Regions from separate parts of the Homo sapiens genome. Here region 1 is linked to region 2. Evidence: read pairs that join two places in POLR2A ChIA-PET (ENCODE). Cell type or tissue: endothelial cell of umbilical vein. All regions are shown on one strand. Region 1 overlaps CREB3L1 (cAMP responsive element binding protein 3 like 1). Region 2 overlaps ATG13 (autophagy related 13).

Evidence for each region. Peaks named below come from ENCODE experiments on the same cell type or tissue, not always from the same donor. Only the 100,000 strongest peaks of a DNase experiment are listed, where the experiment ranks them.
Region 1: POLR2A ChIA-PET joins it to region 2 with 7 read pairs; 1 of 35 experiments calls an interaction of 5 or more read pairs at or near these places.

Annotation. Positions count from the first base shown.
Region 1 is chr11:46,304,807-46,312,806 of GRCh38, reverse strand. CREB3L1 (cAMP responsive element binding protein 3 like 1) reads right to left here. Exons shown (of 12, transcript NM_052854.4): 3 at 4,807-4,991; 4 at 2,740-2,818; 5 at 1,618-1,775; 6 at 333-482; 7 at 137-195. Among named protein-coding and RNA genes, the nearest start is that of CREB3L1, 31 kb to the right of the region's middle. RefSeq lists an enhancer at 5,600-6,295. In endothelial cell of umbilical vein, a CTCF peak has its summit at 4,067 (motif pointing right); a DNase peak (open chromatin) is centred at 4,086.
Region 2 is chr11:46,646,350-46,654,349 of GRCh38, reverse strand. ATG13 (autophagy related 13) reads right to left here. Exons shown (of 19, transcript NM_001346311.2): 6 at 5,167-5,213; 7 at 4,033-4,173. Among named protein-coding and RNA genes, the nearest start is that of ATG13, 33 kb to the right of the region's middle. In endothelial cell of umbilical vein, no CTCF peak of the experiment used is centred here; a DNase peak (open chromatin) is centred at 4,819; H3K27ac peaks cover 2,768 bases.

The DNA.
Region 1 (8,000 bases), 340 kb after region 2:
TCACAACAGCTCCTCGGCCCAGCCCACCACCATCACACTCCCTGTGCCCCCTGCCTCTGCTGCCCCCTGAGGGAGGGCCTAGGGGAGGGCAGGTCAGGCAAGGGAGTGGATTGCCCACCCCTCCCAAGCCCCTTACTTCTTTTCTAGACACTCCACATACTCCTTCTTCTTACGACGGCTCTCCTGGGCTGAGATCTAGAGGGGGAGGCCCGAAAACAAGGGTTAGCACTGCCACATATTCACTTCCTGGGCCCCCCAATTTCAGAGCTGGTATGCCAGGGGAGCCCACCCACCAAGGAAGCCCTCTGAAGCCCCAGGGTGGCAGGCTTTACCTTGTTCTTGATTTTCCTCCGGACTCTCTTCAAGGCCTTCTCCTCGGCTTTGGTGAGGGGGAGTTTTGTGGGGATGGGGTAGCCCTCAGCAATCAGGGTCCGCTTCTCCTCCTCTGTCAGGAGCAGTGGCCCTGATGTCCCCTGTAATTTCTGTAGGAAGTATGATGTGGTAGTTAGGAGCCAGGCAGCCCTGGGTTCAAATTCAAGCTCTGCCATGTGCTATCTATATGACCTGGGCAAGGCACACAATGCTCTATGCCTCAGTTTCCTCATCTGGAAAGGGAGTGGATCTGGGTGAAATTCAGTAACATGTGTCAGGTGCCAGGGCCATGCTGAGAGCTCAGGTGTTAGGCTCTTAGTGCATTGTTCGGGAGGGCTTCCTGGATCCCATCCCTGAGACTGCACCCTCAAAGCTTACTTGTCCAGGGTGCCCCAAACAGCATCTCCCTCAGACCCCTCCCTACAATCTTGGCTTGGGAGACTCCACACCCATCCCAGGGCTCAGGGCCTAGCTCCATGTTTCCTGGGGATTCTGGACCATCTGGGCACTTCCCCTCACACAGCGCTCCTTGGAGGCAGCCTGGGTCATCCCCTGGAGGTCAGGAATGTCAAGTTCTAGTCCTGGCTCTGCAATAGTCTCCTGTTCACCATGAGGCAGGGCGAAAGGATTTGAATTCCTGACCAGATGCGGTGGCTCACGCCTGTAATCCCAGCCCTTTGGGAGGCTGAAGTGGGCAGATCAAGAGGTCAAGAGATTGAGACCAGCTTGGCCAACATGGTGAAATGCTGTCTCTACTAAAAGTACATAAATTAGCTGGGTGGTGGTGTGCACCTGTAATACCAGCTACTCGGGAGGCTGAGGCAGGAGAATCACTTGAACCCTGGAGGTGGAGGTTGCAGTGAGCCGAGATCGTGCCACTGCACTCCAGGCGACAGAGCGAGACTCCATCTCAAAAAAAAAAAACAAACAAAAAAAAGCCAGACACGGTGGCAAGTGCCTGTAATTCCAGCTACTTGGGAGGCTGAGACAGGAGAATTGCTTGAACCTGGGAGGCAGATGTTTCAGTGAGCCGAGATTGAGCCACTGCACTCCAGCCTGGGCAACAGAGCAAGACTCAAAAATAAAAGGATTAGAACTCCCATCTGCCAGGTAAGCATCCCTCTGAATTCTGATGAGGGTGGGGATCAGTCTCGGGGCTCCCCAAACCCTCCTGACTGGCCAGTGTGCTCAGGTGGATGTATTCAATTCCTCATTTCTGGGATCAGCCCACCCCCAGCTCCTTACGTGAGGGGCAGTGAGGAGTGGGGAGGTGGAGATGGCCGTGGAGGAGCGCGCCATGGGCCTGACAGGGCTGGAGGGGGGCAGAGAGCGGGGACTCTGGGAGCCGTCGCTGTCACTGCCATGGCTGCTGGGGGGCGTCGGAGGCATCTGCACCAGGTCCTCTGGGGAGAGCAGGGGAAACCGAGTTAGCAACGTTGCACATCAGCTCCACTTGGACATCATGAGTTCAGCTGAGCATGAGCTTGCACCAGCCCTGACATTGTGGGACACGGACTGCCAGGCGCTTGGTCTCAGCTATGACATCAGAAGCCCCTCTGCAGGGTCAGAAAGACAGTTGACATCTGGGTAGCCAATTCCTGGGTGCTGCCTCATCTGACACCACAGAGGCCCAGCTCCTTTACAAGCTCGCCCTTGGCATAGACATCATAGGAGCTGAATTCGTGGGAGGTCCTCTGTGACCTCTGACTTCACAGGGTTCAGGGCCTTAAGCTCAGCAACTCCAGAAGATCACTAAGCTCTAGCTCAGCAACCCCAGAAGGTGACTGGGGCCTCTCTCTCATAGGGTCAGGCTGGGCAAGCAGGAGCGATGGCAGCAGTAGATTGGGCAAGAAGAGGACTGGACGAAGGCTGGGTGCAGTGGCTCACCCCTGTAATCACAGCACTTTGGGAGGCTGAGACAGGTGGATCCCCTGAGTCAGGAGTTCAAGACCAGCCTGACCAATATGGCCAAACCCCGTCTCTACTAAAAAATACAAAAATTAGCCAGGCGTGGTGGTGGGCACCTGTAATCCCAGGTACTTAGGAGGCTGAGACAGGAGAATTGCTTGAACCTGGGATGGGGAGGTTGCAGTGAGCTGAGATCGTGCCATGGTACTCCAGCCTGGGTGACAGAGTGAGACTCCATCTCAAAAAACAAACAAACAAACAAACAAACAAAAAACAAAAACGAAGAGGACTAGACGAAGAGTGGGCATGGATGGAGGGACAGTGGGTAGGGCAGGGTGGAGAGGATATTCTGGGTGGGGGAAGGTTGTCAAGAGATAGGGATGGGCTGAACCAAGGAAGTGGGGATGCTATCTGCCTATGACTGGAGGGGAAAAGAGCCCTTCCCCTGGACACACCTACCCGGTGTCACTTTGAGGAACTGGTTCACCTCCAGAGGCTCTGCTTTGATCACTGGCAGCTGAGTCATCTCTCCCGGGGCCTGAGGAACAGACAAGCCCAGCTCCATTAGCTGCCCCTGGGTCTGTCCCCACCATGCCATCTACCCACCTCCTCCCTAAAGCTGGTTGCCTGCCCTGCACAGTTGGGGAAGTGGCTGGGCTTGGAGTTCTGGGCACAGCTGCAAGGGAACAGAGGCAAGCTCTTGAGCTTAAAGAAGCCAAGTCACACCTAAGAGAAAGGATTGCTGGCCAAGCAGTGTAGCTCAGACCTTAAGCTCAGAGAAGGTGAGCCTCTGAGTGTGGGGCCACCTTCCACACCAACTGTGAAGGCCACACAGGCTTTGGTATGTGGGTTGCCATGAGAATAAAACAAGAGGTAATGTCTGGAACAGTGTAGCTGTTCAATGGCTGGTAGCAGTAGTACAGAAGGAGGCATTAATTGGCTGGGGGCTCCGAGGATGCTCCCTGAGAAGTCAAAGTCTGAAATGAGTCCCGGGGTATAAATAGAAGTAGAATCTAGACAAAGAAGTTGGAGGCAATGAGAGCTCCTAATGGGTTGAAGTAAGGGCTTGATAGAATCAGATGGACATTTTTAACAAACATGCATTTCTCTTTATTTCTATTCTGACTTGTTGTTCCAGAAAGGACTTCAAGAGCATGCATGGCTTTGTACACATGACTACCAACATGCAAGTAAGTGGTGCTCTGTCTGAGGAAGGCGTTGTTGGGGGCTGGATTGCAGGCCCTGGGCTGCAGCCCCAGAGAGATCATGATATTGTGGGTGGGACGCAGAATCCAGAATGTAGGCTGATGAGTAAGAATCCCAGAAGGTTCAAGTTGGCAGGGACCTTGGAGATTCCTTGGTCTACATCCCAGCTCAGCCCTCAAGTGACAGAGAGGGGACTGCGGTGCAGAGAGCTCACTGTTGACAATGCCAGCTCCTGTGCCTTCCACTAGGGGTTATGACCTCACTCGCGTGGGCTTCAGGGTCTGGCAGGCCGAATTTGGAAGGCATGTCAGTTGCTTCTAACTGCATGATTTTGGGCAAATTACTTAACCCCTTGAGCCTCAGTTTCCCTTTCTGAAGTCTCCTCTTCCCTGGCTGCTGCTGCTGTCACTCCATCCCTTCCTGCTTTGGCAAGGCCTGAGGAGTCTCAGAGCCAGTCTTGGAGATGGTCTCAAAAGATCCTGCATATTTGCCGCCGACCCTTGATCCCACGGGTCTGTGGTGGGGCAGGGAGGGGCTGACCTTTCTTGCCTTCAGCCACGTACAGTTAGAGCAAGTGAGCCGTGTGGCCAGCAGGGGGCAGGGCCAGCCACGCTCCCATCTAGGGATTTTAAGATGCTGCTCATCCTGTGGAATCCCAGGGCTAGAAGCACCTTAGGGGGTTCATGAGCCCCTTTTACAGAGAAGGAGGATGTGCAACATGCCCAGAACACAAAGGAGGCACCGAGTTGGGACTCAGGCAGGACCTCGGCTAGGAGCCAGGGGTCTGGGGTTCACATTCCCAGAGGGGTCTTGGGTTTATAGCTGAATGCTGTCATCTACACATTGGTGGAGGAGGGAGTTCAGCCTGAGAGTGTGGGTTAAAAATATTAATCTCATAAATGTAAACAATTGGAATATAGCACACTTTTTTTTGTAATTTCCTTTTTGGTCTTTTTTCTTTTTTAAAAATACTGAAGCTTTGAGAAAAGTCAGTGGCCTGGGCTGTCTCCACCTCTGAGACCCTGGACTGGGCTCCTGATGCCACCCCTGCCTGGAGCCCTGCAAGCTGTCTTTTTCTGCACAGACGAGAGCCTCAGTTACTCCAAGGGGGCTGTGGCTTGTGCCCGTTGCGGTATGGTGAGGGGGCAGCCAGGGGGGTAGGCGGAGGCCTGGGCTGGGCGGGGGCTTCCCACCCTCAGCCCTGAGGCTCATGTCTTCCTGTTCACAGAGCCCCAGGGCACAGGGCTTTGGGCACCTCTTCCCACAGACCCACCAGCCCTCCTCCCTCCCTCAGCCGCTACAAACAGTTCCCAGGCTCACCTGGTGGGGGATGGGCAGCCTGGACAAGGGGCTGAGGCCCAGCAGCGGGGTGGTGGCCATGGCGGCCGCGGCAGCCATGGCCGAGGGGGCAGCCAGAGGGTCCACGGGCAGCTCCGGGCTCTGCTCCTGCTTCACCATGATGGAGCACAGTTTGTGTCCCAGCGCCCATGCTCCATGCTCTGCATCTAGGGGAAGGGGAAAGGCTCAGGGGACTCTAGGGCAGAGGTCTCAGCCCCCTGCCTGCCCCCTGGGAGCTACCCTAGGCTGAACTGAAGAGAGCTGTTAGGGTAGACCAGGGGGCAGGCAGGAAAGAGGGTGGTTGTGAGGTGAGGAGGAGTTGTCTGGGGCCAGAAGAGGTGAGGACATCCTCTTCATTCAGCAGCTTACAGAATGAGCTTGGGCACCAGATTCACACTCCTCTTGATTGGCTGTGTGTGTGACCTTAGGCTAGTTGCTTAACCTCTCTGAGCCTGAGCTTCTTCATCTGCAAAATGGGGAAAGGAACAGGACGTACCTAATACAGAAGTTCTGAGGCTTAAGTAGTATAATGTACATAAGACACTTAACACTGTGAGTGTTAATACTTAACACTGGTGAGAAGTAAATGTTCAGGCTGAGCGCCGTGGCTCACTCCTGTAATCCCAGCACTTTGGGAAGTCAAGACAGGCAGATCGCTTGAGCCCAGGAGTTCGTGACCAGCCTGGGAAACATGGCGAAATCCCATCTCTACAAAAAATACACACACACAAAATTAGCTAGGTGTGGTGGTGTGTGTCTATAATCCCAGCTACTCAGGAGGCTGAGGTGGGAGAATCACTTGAGCGGCCAGGTGCAGTGGCTCATGCCTGTACTCCAGTTCTTTGACAGGCCAAGGCAGGTGGATCGCTTGAGTCCAGGAGATTGAGACCAGCCTGGACAACATGGTGAAAGCCTGTCTCTACTAAAAATACAAAAATTAGCCAGTTGTGGCGGCACGTGCCTGTTAGTCCCAGCTGCTCAGGAGGCTGAGGCAGGCAGGAGAATCACTTGAACCCGGGAGGCAGAGGTTGCAGTGGGCTGAGATCGCACCACTGCACTCCAGCCTGGGCAAGAGTGAGACTCTGTCTGAAAAAAAAAAAAAAGAGAGAGAATTGCTTGGGAGGAGGAGGTTGCAGTGAGCCAAGATTGTGCTACTGCACTCCAGCCTAGACAGACAGAGTGAGACCCTGTCTTGAAAAAAAAAAAAGAGTAAGTGTTCAATAAATACAAGCCAGTGTTAATACAACTACTGTTATTTAGTAAACATTTACTGTGCTAGATGCTGGGGATATAGCAAGAGTCACAAGCAGTTTAGCATAGTTGGAATGCAAAGGGGAGTGGAAGATGGGGTCAGAGAGGCCAGTGGGGGTGGCTTGGCCTTGGAGGCTGGGTTAGTTCAGAGATGTGACTTTATCCTAAAGCAAATGGGGAGCCGCTGAAGAGTTTTGTATGTGCTCAATTTTTTTTTTTTTTTTTATTGAGACAGGATCTCACTCATTCGCCCAGGCTGGAGTGCAGTGGTGCCATCATGAGTCACTGCAGTCTTGACCTTCCTGGCTCAATTGGTTCTCCCGCCACAGCCTCCTAAGTAGCTGGGACTACAGGCGCATGCCACCATGCCCAGCTAATTTTTGTATTTTTTTGTAGAGATGTTGCCCAGGCTGGTCTCGAACTCCTGAACTCAAGTGATCCACCCACCTCGGCCTCCTGAAGTGCTGGGATTACAGGCATGAGCTATTGCACCTGGCCCAAATTTGCAATTTTAAGAAAGATTATGGCTGGGTGCGGTAGCTCACGCCTATAATCCCAGCTTTGGGAGGCTGAGGCAGGAGGATCGCTTGAGCCCAAGAGTTCAAGGCTGCAGTGAACTATGATCAGACCACTGCACTCCAGCTGGGTGACAGAGCGAGACCCTATCTCTAAAATTAAATCAATTAAAAAAATATGGCCTGGCGCGGTGGCTCACGTCTGTAATCCCAACACTTTGGGAGGCTAAGACGGGCGGATCATGAGGTCAGGAGATCGAGACTATCCTGGCTAACATGGTGAAACCCCGTCTCTACTAAAAATACAAAAAATTAGCTGGGCATGGTGGCGGGCGCCTGTAGTCCCAGCTACTCGGGACGCTGAGGCAGGAGAATGGCATGAACCCGGGAGGCGGAGCTTGCAGTGAGCCGAGATTGCGCCACTGCACTCCAGCCTGGGCGACAGAGCGAGACTCCGTCTTAAAAAAAAATATATATATATATACACACACACACACACACACACACACACACACACACACACACATATATACACACACACACATATATATACACACATATATACACACATATATATGTATATATATACATATATATACACACACACATATATATGTGTGTGTATATATACATATATATATATATAAAAGATCACTCTGCCCTCGTGTGGGGACTAGACTGGCTGCAGGCAAGATGGAGGCAGGGAGAACTGCAGGAAGTGTTGAAATCGGCCAGGAGAGAGAGAAGGGGAGGCCTGAGCAAAGGCAGTGGCAGTTGTGATGGAGAGGAGGGAACAGATTTAGAAGGAAGCATCCACAGGACCCAGTGACTGGGGGTATGAGGCGGGTGGAGGAGGCGGCGGTGGGGAGCGGTGGGGAGCAGTGAGAGGTGAGGCTTAGATTTCCTGAGGGAAGAACCCACCTCCTGCCCACCTAGTGGGCCTCCTGGTTTCACCTGGGCAATAGGGCTGGCAGGCATCACCCCTTTTCCTGATGGGTGCCCACAGTCTTCCACTCTAAGTCAGCCCTGTTCATGGTGGCCACACTGCCTGGTAGCCATTGAAGCAGCGGGTAAGACAGGGGAGAGGGGAGGGGAGCCAACATTCAAGGCAGGGCTGGAGGGGACTCTGGACTTTGGGGCCTGCTGTGGTCGGGGAGAGGCAGTAGTGGCTGATTGACCACCTTGGAGGCCAGGCCGCACCCTGTTGGGAGCCTGAGTGCCCCAGCTCTGGGCCACAGGCTGCCCATGGGCTCCAGGAATACCCACAATCTTCCCAAATTACAGGGCCTGGCCACCGGCCTCCGGGAAGCTGCCCCCTGCAAAGGGCCCACAGACAAATTGCTTTAAAAATAGACGTGGGAGCTGGGTGTGGTGGCTCATGCCTGTAATCTCAGCAATTTGGGAGGCTGA
Region 2 (8,000 bases):
TTGATAAGTGGTCTTTAGTTGTGGGAAGCTCTCTTTTACATATATATATATATATATATATATATAAAATTTTAAAAATAGTAGTGATGAGGTCTTGCCATGTGACCCAGGCTGGTCTGAAACTCCGGGGCTCAAGCAATCCTCCCACCTCAGCCTCCCAAAGTGCTGGGATTACAGGTGTGAGCCAACTGTGCCTGGCCATGAAGAAATCTCTAAGTAGATGGCTTAACAAAGCAGGAAATCTTTTCCACCGTGGAATAATGAACTAGGTAAGACTATTCTGAAAAAAAAAAATAAAAACATAAACACAGTGGAACCTTCCTATGATTCTCCCTGGACAGGCCAGTCTATATTAGCAAAAAGTTTGAATTCAAAATACCTAAAATCTATTTTCATATTTTTCAAGTAATATTGTTAAAATTAAATATACACATGGGTTTATTCAATAAATACTAAGCTCCAACAATGTATGAAGAAGCTTCGCCAGGCGCGGTGGCTCACGCCTGTAATCCCAGCACTTTGGGAGTCTGAGGCGGGTGGATCATGAGGTCAGGAGATCGAGACCATCCTGGCTAACATGGTGAAACCCCGTCTCTACTAAAAATACAAAAAATTAGCCGGGCGTGGTGGCGGGTGCCTGTAGTCCCAGCTACTCGGGAGGCTGAGGCAGGAGAATGGCGTGAACCTGGGAGGCGGAGCTTGCAGTGAGCCGAGATTGTGCCATTGTACTCCAGCCTGGGCAACACAGCGAGACTCCGTCTCAAAAAACAAAAAAAAAAAAAAGAAGCTTCATGGTTAGATGTTAGGAATGAAATAAGGATAAATCTGAATCCTAGGTCTTACAGACTACAGTTTTGTATGAAAGAAAAGAAATGTAGCTGGACATGGTGGCTCACGCCTGTAATCCCAGCACTCTGGGAGGCCGAGGTGGGCGGATCAATTGAGGTCAGGAGTTCAAGACCAGCCTGGCCAGCATGGTGAAACCCCATCTCTAATTAAAATACAAAAATTAGCCAGGCGTGGTGGTGCATGCCTATTAATCCCAGCTACTTGGAAGGCTGAGGCACGACAATCACTTGAACCAAGGAGGTGGAGGTTGCAGTGAGCCAAAATCGTGCCACTGCACAGCCTAGGTGAGCAAGACTCCACCTCAAAAAAAAAAAAAAAAAGAAAAGAAATGAAATGTATGTAAATATCTGAAATACAAAGCACAAAAGTACTACAGATACGACAGACAAAAGATACTAAAAAAGCAGGGATCAGCAAACCTTTCTGTAAAGGACCAAATGGTAACTATTTTAAGATTGTGGGCCGTATAGGCTATAACAAATACTCAGCTTTCTGTTGTATTGCAAAAGTAGCCATAGACAATATGTAAACAAAGGGGATGGCTGTGTCCTAAAAAAACTTTTTTTATAAAAACAAGCAGATGGTCGGCTGACCATAGTTTAGTGACTCCTGCCATAAAGTAATATAGGAACAATGTTAATAAAGTGTTGGTAAAAGAGATCTTGCTAAGTAAATACCCTTTAAGGCCTTTAACAAGAAGCTGAGACTCAGGCAGTTCACTATTCATGTAAATACTGATACAGTGCTTAAAATTTGCTAAACTTTTTCTTGGCAATGTGTATTTTTTTGAGACAGAGTCTTGCTCTGTCACCCAGGCTGGAGTGCAGTGGTGTGATCATGGCTCACTGAAGCCTTGACCTTCTGGACCCAAGCAATCCTCCCTCAGCCTCCTGAGTAGCTGGGACTACAGATGTGAACCACCACACCTGGCTAATTTTTTACATTTTTAGTAGAGACAAGGTATCACTATGTTGCCCAGGCTGGTCTCGAACTCCTGACCTCAGGTGATCCTCCTGCCTCGGCCTCCCAAAGTGCTGGGATTATAGGCGTGAGTCACTACACCTGGTCAAGACTATTCTTTAATGGTATCACGCTGTTAACCTTCTAACAACAGTATAAAAAGCAGGTGGAAAAGCCAAGTCTACCTCTGAGATCACCCACATCTCTAGATCTAAGCTACAGTTATTTGTATCCAAAAGCACTCCTAAATGATCAACATCCTGTGAGCAGCACTAGTTTGTTTGGGTTTTTTTGAGATACAGTATAGCCCTGTCACCCAGGCTGGAGTGCAGTGGTGTGATCTTGGTTCCCTGCAACCTCCGCCTCCTGGGTTCAAGTGATTCTCATGCCTCAGCCTCCCGAGTAGCTGGGATTACAGGAGCGTGCCACCCTGCCCAGCTAATTTTTTGTATTTTTAGTAGAGACAGTGTTTCGCTATGTTGTCAGGCTTGTCTCGAACTCCTAACCTCAAGTGACCACCCACCTCAGCCTCTCAAAGTGCTGGGATTACAGCCGTGCGTCCGGCCCCTGTGAGCAGTAATGATTACTCCAGAGATACCTAATAAAGGAACACTTTAAACACTGGTATGAAAAGGACTAGCAGTCCTAGGTAACTAAGCCGATGATTTTAGTAGGGTATCTTTCTAATATATCTCAATAGAAGTCTAGCAATTTTCAAATAAAACAACTTGAAACCAGAAGACTACGGAGAAGACGGCAAAAATTTATTAAAGACCTAGAAAAATAGACATGGTTAGGCTTGCTAGGATATTGCTAAGAAAGTTAAAGGAAATGACAACTATTCTCAGGTACCGGATTATTTCAACAGAACTAGATAAGTCTCTCCTCCTTTGGTCCCTCTATCTTGCTATACTATTCGTCTAAAAATCAGCTCTATACATGTAAGGCAAAGGCTTAAACCAATGGCTTATCACTAAATACAAAAGAAAGGCATCTTTGGTAGATTTGGGACCCCAGCATTCCAAGCTCTTCTCTCACACTTTGCTACATACCCTCTACTCCACCACTCTGGTTCATCTGACAATCTGAGCAGAGCTCTGACCCTGCCCTCCACTTCTGTGCCTTGCTAGCTGCTGAACTCTCCATCTGGAATAATTATTCTCCCTCACTTTTACCAGCTCAAATTCTCTTTCCCTAATAGGCTAGCTTGAATGCTACTTCCTTCATAAGAACTGCACTGTTTACCAACCAGAACAAATTTTATCTTTCTATATTCTCTCAGTACCTTTTTTTCCTGATTCTGGTTTGCAGTTTTCAAATCCTGCTTTTTAAAAGTAATTATACATGTATCAAATTGTTTTCCTCACTACATTAAACCACCTCTAATGCTGGGCCTCTGTATAGTTCTTAAGTTCTCCTGGCACAATGCTTGCACTAAAAAGGTGCTCAATAAATGTGCTGAGGTGAAATGCTCCAAGGAAAATACTCTGTTGACCCATTCTTTATATCCACAGACAACTAATTAAAAACTTAAACTGAGTTAACAGTTTGTTAGACAAAGTTTTAATTTAACCCTGGAATACAGAAAACTGTGGAATCTTCCCAGTATAGACTGTTTTTCAAAGTCTTGACTTCCAGGCCGGGTGCCGTGGCTCACACCTATAATCCCAGCACTTTGGGAGGCTGAGGCAGGCAGATCACAAGGTCAGGAGCTCGAGACCAGCCTGGCCAATATGGTGAAACCCTGTCTCTACTAAAAATACAAAAATTAGCTGAGCATGGTGGCGGGTGCCTGTAGTCCCATCTACTCGGGAGGCTAAGGCAGGAGAATCACTTGAACCCGGGAGGCAGAGGCTGCAATGGGCCAAGATCGCGCCATTGCACTCTAACCTGGGCGATGGAGCGAGACTCCGTCTCTAAATAAATAAATAAATAAAACTCTTGACTTCCTTCCCTAGCTCTAAGATGTTTATCACTAGGACCTCAACATCCATTCCACAGGAATCACGATTGTGCATATAGAAAAGGATAATAAACCTGGTGGCTTTGGAAGGGTGAGGTTCATAAGGCAGGCTGGATAGTGATCACATGAAAGCGACAGCATCAATAATCCAACAAACCAACCAACTGTCCAAAACATCATCACAGAACATCTAAATGCCAGACAATGTACAAAGTGAGGGGGTTGATGAGTGAATCAAGATGACCATCTATGCTGTTTACCTGTATAATATGACATATTCATGCCCTTGTTTCCTGGAGAGCCTATAGGCTGGTGTCACCCTAGTTATAGCAAGAAGGGACTTCAGCAGCAATGACAGTCTGTTGTACACCGTGTAGGAAACTTTGATTTCTTTATCACACCTGCCAGGCACAAAGATATGGTCAGCATTCTTCTATTTAGCGCTGGAGCTACACAAGACCAAATTTATTATTAAGACATGTTCTGACTAACCAGAGAACTCTAATTACACCTTTATCAACAGATTACTGAGGTAAGCCAATGTTTTACTTTCTCATGTACTAGACACAGGCAAATGAGCACCAAAAGGCACCCAATATATTTTTTCTAGCTTCAAAGTGGTTATTTTTTTTTTAGAAATAAAGCAGCACATCTGAAAACATATAAATAAATAAATACTGCAATTATATACACTGAAGGTGCAAACATGTACTATCCTATGAGCTGTCTATCTCGATAATCTAACAGAAGTCTGCAGAAAAGTCAGCTTGGCTCTAAAATTTTGGGTCATAACCTGGCAATTGCATTTATTCAATAAAGAAAATTAATGTCCACCACATATACTTATCACTAAGATTTTTCTTTTGATGTGTTGATGTTTCCTCAATTTTCCTATATACTCTTGTTGAAAACTGAAGCTTCAGGCAAGAGATAAGCTAATCTGCCTTGAAAGAAGAAAATGGGGAAAGGAAATAACATGCATTTCCAATCCATGACCCATACAGTCTGTAAAAAGGAGCAGGGAGGGGAAATCTTATTGGATGGCTGCCACACAGAAAACAGACAAAACAGAGTAGTCATATTACAAGAGCTCGCAAGGGATTTAATCAGAGAACTAGCTGTACTCTGGGAAAACAACAAAGCCTTTTCAGCTTTTTCTGCTGCTCCTTTCCCTGTAGTATCTGAGTCTCTCTGGACTGATGTTCCCTCTGAAGGTCATCTCTGTGTCCAGGCTGGAAGCCAAGGATGAAGCAAATTGTAGCAAAGACCTATTGGCTTTGTTAAGTGGTCAGAATGCCCTCCCTGACTCTGAAAACAAAGCCCTGCTTTTCACATGATGTCATCTACTTTATCCTCAGCAACCACAACCAAGGACCCTAAGACGCAGCACTTACTTTTCATTCATTTCAAGACACCATATTTCCAGCTCCATGGAATCTCCCTGTAGAAAGGACAAATTTAAAATATTTGTTTAAAAAATTTTTAATTTCAAAGCATTACAGTCACTATAAAAATATTAAAAGGTATAGATAAGCAAAAAAAAAAGAATAGATATCAACTTATAATCGAACAAGCCTCTTCTCTAAATAAAAGGGCAATCACAGTCTATATGCTATTTTGATGACTTGTTTTTTCTTAATAAATACGTCATGGAATTTTCCTTATAATTAAAAATTCTAAATCATTTAAAATGGTTCCACAGTATCCCACCATATGACTATCATTTTATCCAACCAGTCCTCCAATTCTTGGACATAAAGGTTGTTTCTCTCTCTCTCTTTTTTTTTTTTTTTTTTTTTTAAAGACAGAGTCTCACTCTGTCGCCCAGGCTGGAGTGCAGTGGTGCAATCTGGGCTCACTGCAAGCTCCGCCTCCCGGGTTCACGCCATTCTCCTGTCTCAGCCTCCTAAATAGCTGGGACTACAGGCGCCTGCCATCACAGCCAGCTAATTTTTTGTATTTTTAGTAGAGACGGGGTTTCACATGTTAGCCAGGATGATCTGGATCTCCTGACCTGGTGATCTGCCTGCCTTGGCCTCCCAAAGTGCTGGGATTACAGGCGTAAGCCACTGCGCCCGGCCAAGGTTGTTTCTTTATTCTTTTTTGGGGGTATCTTCATCTTAGTGTGAACATAAAGGTTGTTTCTAATTTTCATTACTGCAAAAATTGTGATAAACAACCTTGAGACTAAAACTTCTCCCACAAACTCAATTAATTTCTTTGGGAAAATTTTCAGAATTACAATTGCTGGGCCAGGCATGGTGGCTCACGCCTGTAATCCCAGCACTTTGGGAGTTGTACTAAAAATACAAAAATTAGCTGGGCGTGGTAGCGGGTGCCTGTAGTCCCAGCTACTCAGGAAGCTGAGACAAGAGAATCGCTTGAACCCAGGAGGGGAAGGTTGCAGTGAGCCAAGATCGTGCCACTGCACTCCAGCCTGGGCAACAGAGCAGGAAAAAAAAGTGCTGGGGGGGGTGGGGTTAAGTAATTTGGCTAAAGTCACTCAGCTGGGATTGAACTTGGCTCTGTGTAGCTCCAAATTCTATTTACCTTTCATTATACCATACAGCCTTATAATCTATCAGTGAAAATACATTGAAACAGTATCTGCATCAATCCTAATGTGAAATAAGGCAAGCAAAAACATTTTTTAAAACTCACAATACAGGCTGGGCAAAGTGGCTCACTCCTATAATCCCGGCACTTTTGGAGTGTGAGGCAGGAGGATCAGTTGAGGCCAGGAGTTTGAAGCTGCAGTGAGCTATAAGCAGAACTGCACTCCAGCCTGGGCAGTACAGGGAGACCCTGTCTCTACAAAATTTTTTTTTTTTTTTAAACATTAGCCATGTGTGGTGGTGCAGCATATACTCCCAGCTACTTGGAAAGGCTGAGGTGGGAGGATCCCCTGAACCTAGGAATTTGAGGCTGCAGTGAGCCATGACTGCGCCACTGCACTCCAGCCTGGGTGACAGAGTGAGACCCAGTCTCAGAACAATAGCAGGCTGGGCATGGTGGCTCAGGTCTGTAATCTTAGCACTTTGGGAGGCCCACGCAGGTGGATCACCTGAAGTCAGGAGTTCGAGACCAGCCTGGCCAACATGGTGAAACCTCGTCTCTACAAAAAATACAAAAAATAGCCAGGCATGGTGGCACGCACCTGTAATCCCAGCTACTCGGGAGGCTGAGGCACGAGAATCGCTTGAACCTGGGAGGCGGAGGTTGCAGTGAGCTGAGATCATGCCACTGCGCTCCAACCTACGCGACTCTGTCTCAAAAAAAAAAAACAAAAAAAAAAAACAAAAAAAACAAAAACCCAAAAAGCAACCACCACCACCACCCAGCAAGTCACACTCTAGAAACAAATATAAACAAAGCAGCATATGAAGTCTAAGTTAAGACTGCAGTTATATCTCCCATTAAAAGGGGGAAAGTTTCTAGAGCACGCGAGTCTTGAAGGATGAGCAGAAGTATGTCATGTGAACAAGAGGGTAAAGACCCTATACCAAGTGGTTGGAATAATAAGTTCAAAAACCACGACCCCTGTAATCCCAGCACTCTGAGAGACTGAGGCAGGCAGATCGCTTGAGCTCAGGAGTTTGAGACCAGCCTGGGCAACATGGTGAAACCCCATCTCTACAAAAAATACAAAAACTAGCTGGGCATGGTGGTGCATGCCTATAGTCTCAGCTACTCAGGAGGCTGAGGTGGGAGGACTGTTTGAGCCTAGGAGGTCGAGGCTGCAATGAGCCATGATTGTGCCACTGCACTCCAGCCTGGGTAACTGAGCAAGACCCTGTCTCAAAAAACAAAACAGGCCAGGCGCAGTAGCTCACGCCTGTAATCCCAGCACTTTAGGAGGCCGAAAGTGGGCGGATTACCTGAGGTCAGGAGTTCAACACCAGTCTGGCCAAAATAGCAAAACCCTGTCTCTACTAAAAATAAAGAAACTAGCTGGGCATGGTGGTAGGCTCCTGTAATCCAAGCCACTTGGGAGGCTAAAGCAGCAGAATCGCTTGAATCCAGGAAGCGGAGGCTGGAGTGAGTCAAGATCGTGCCACTGTACTCCAGCCTGGGCAACAAGAGTGAAACTCTGTCTCAAAAACAAAAACAAAAACAAAAAACAAAAAACAGGGTGGGTGCAGTGGCTCACCCTTGTAATCCCAGCACTTTGGGAGGCCAATGCGGGCGGATCACAAGGTCAGGAATTCGAGATCAGCCTGACTTAACA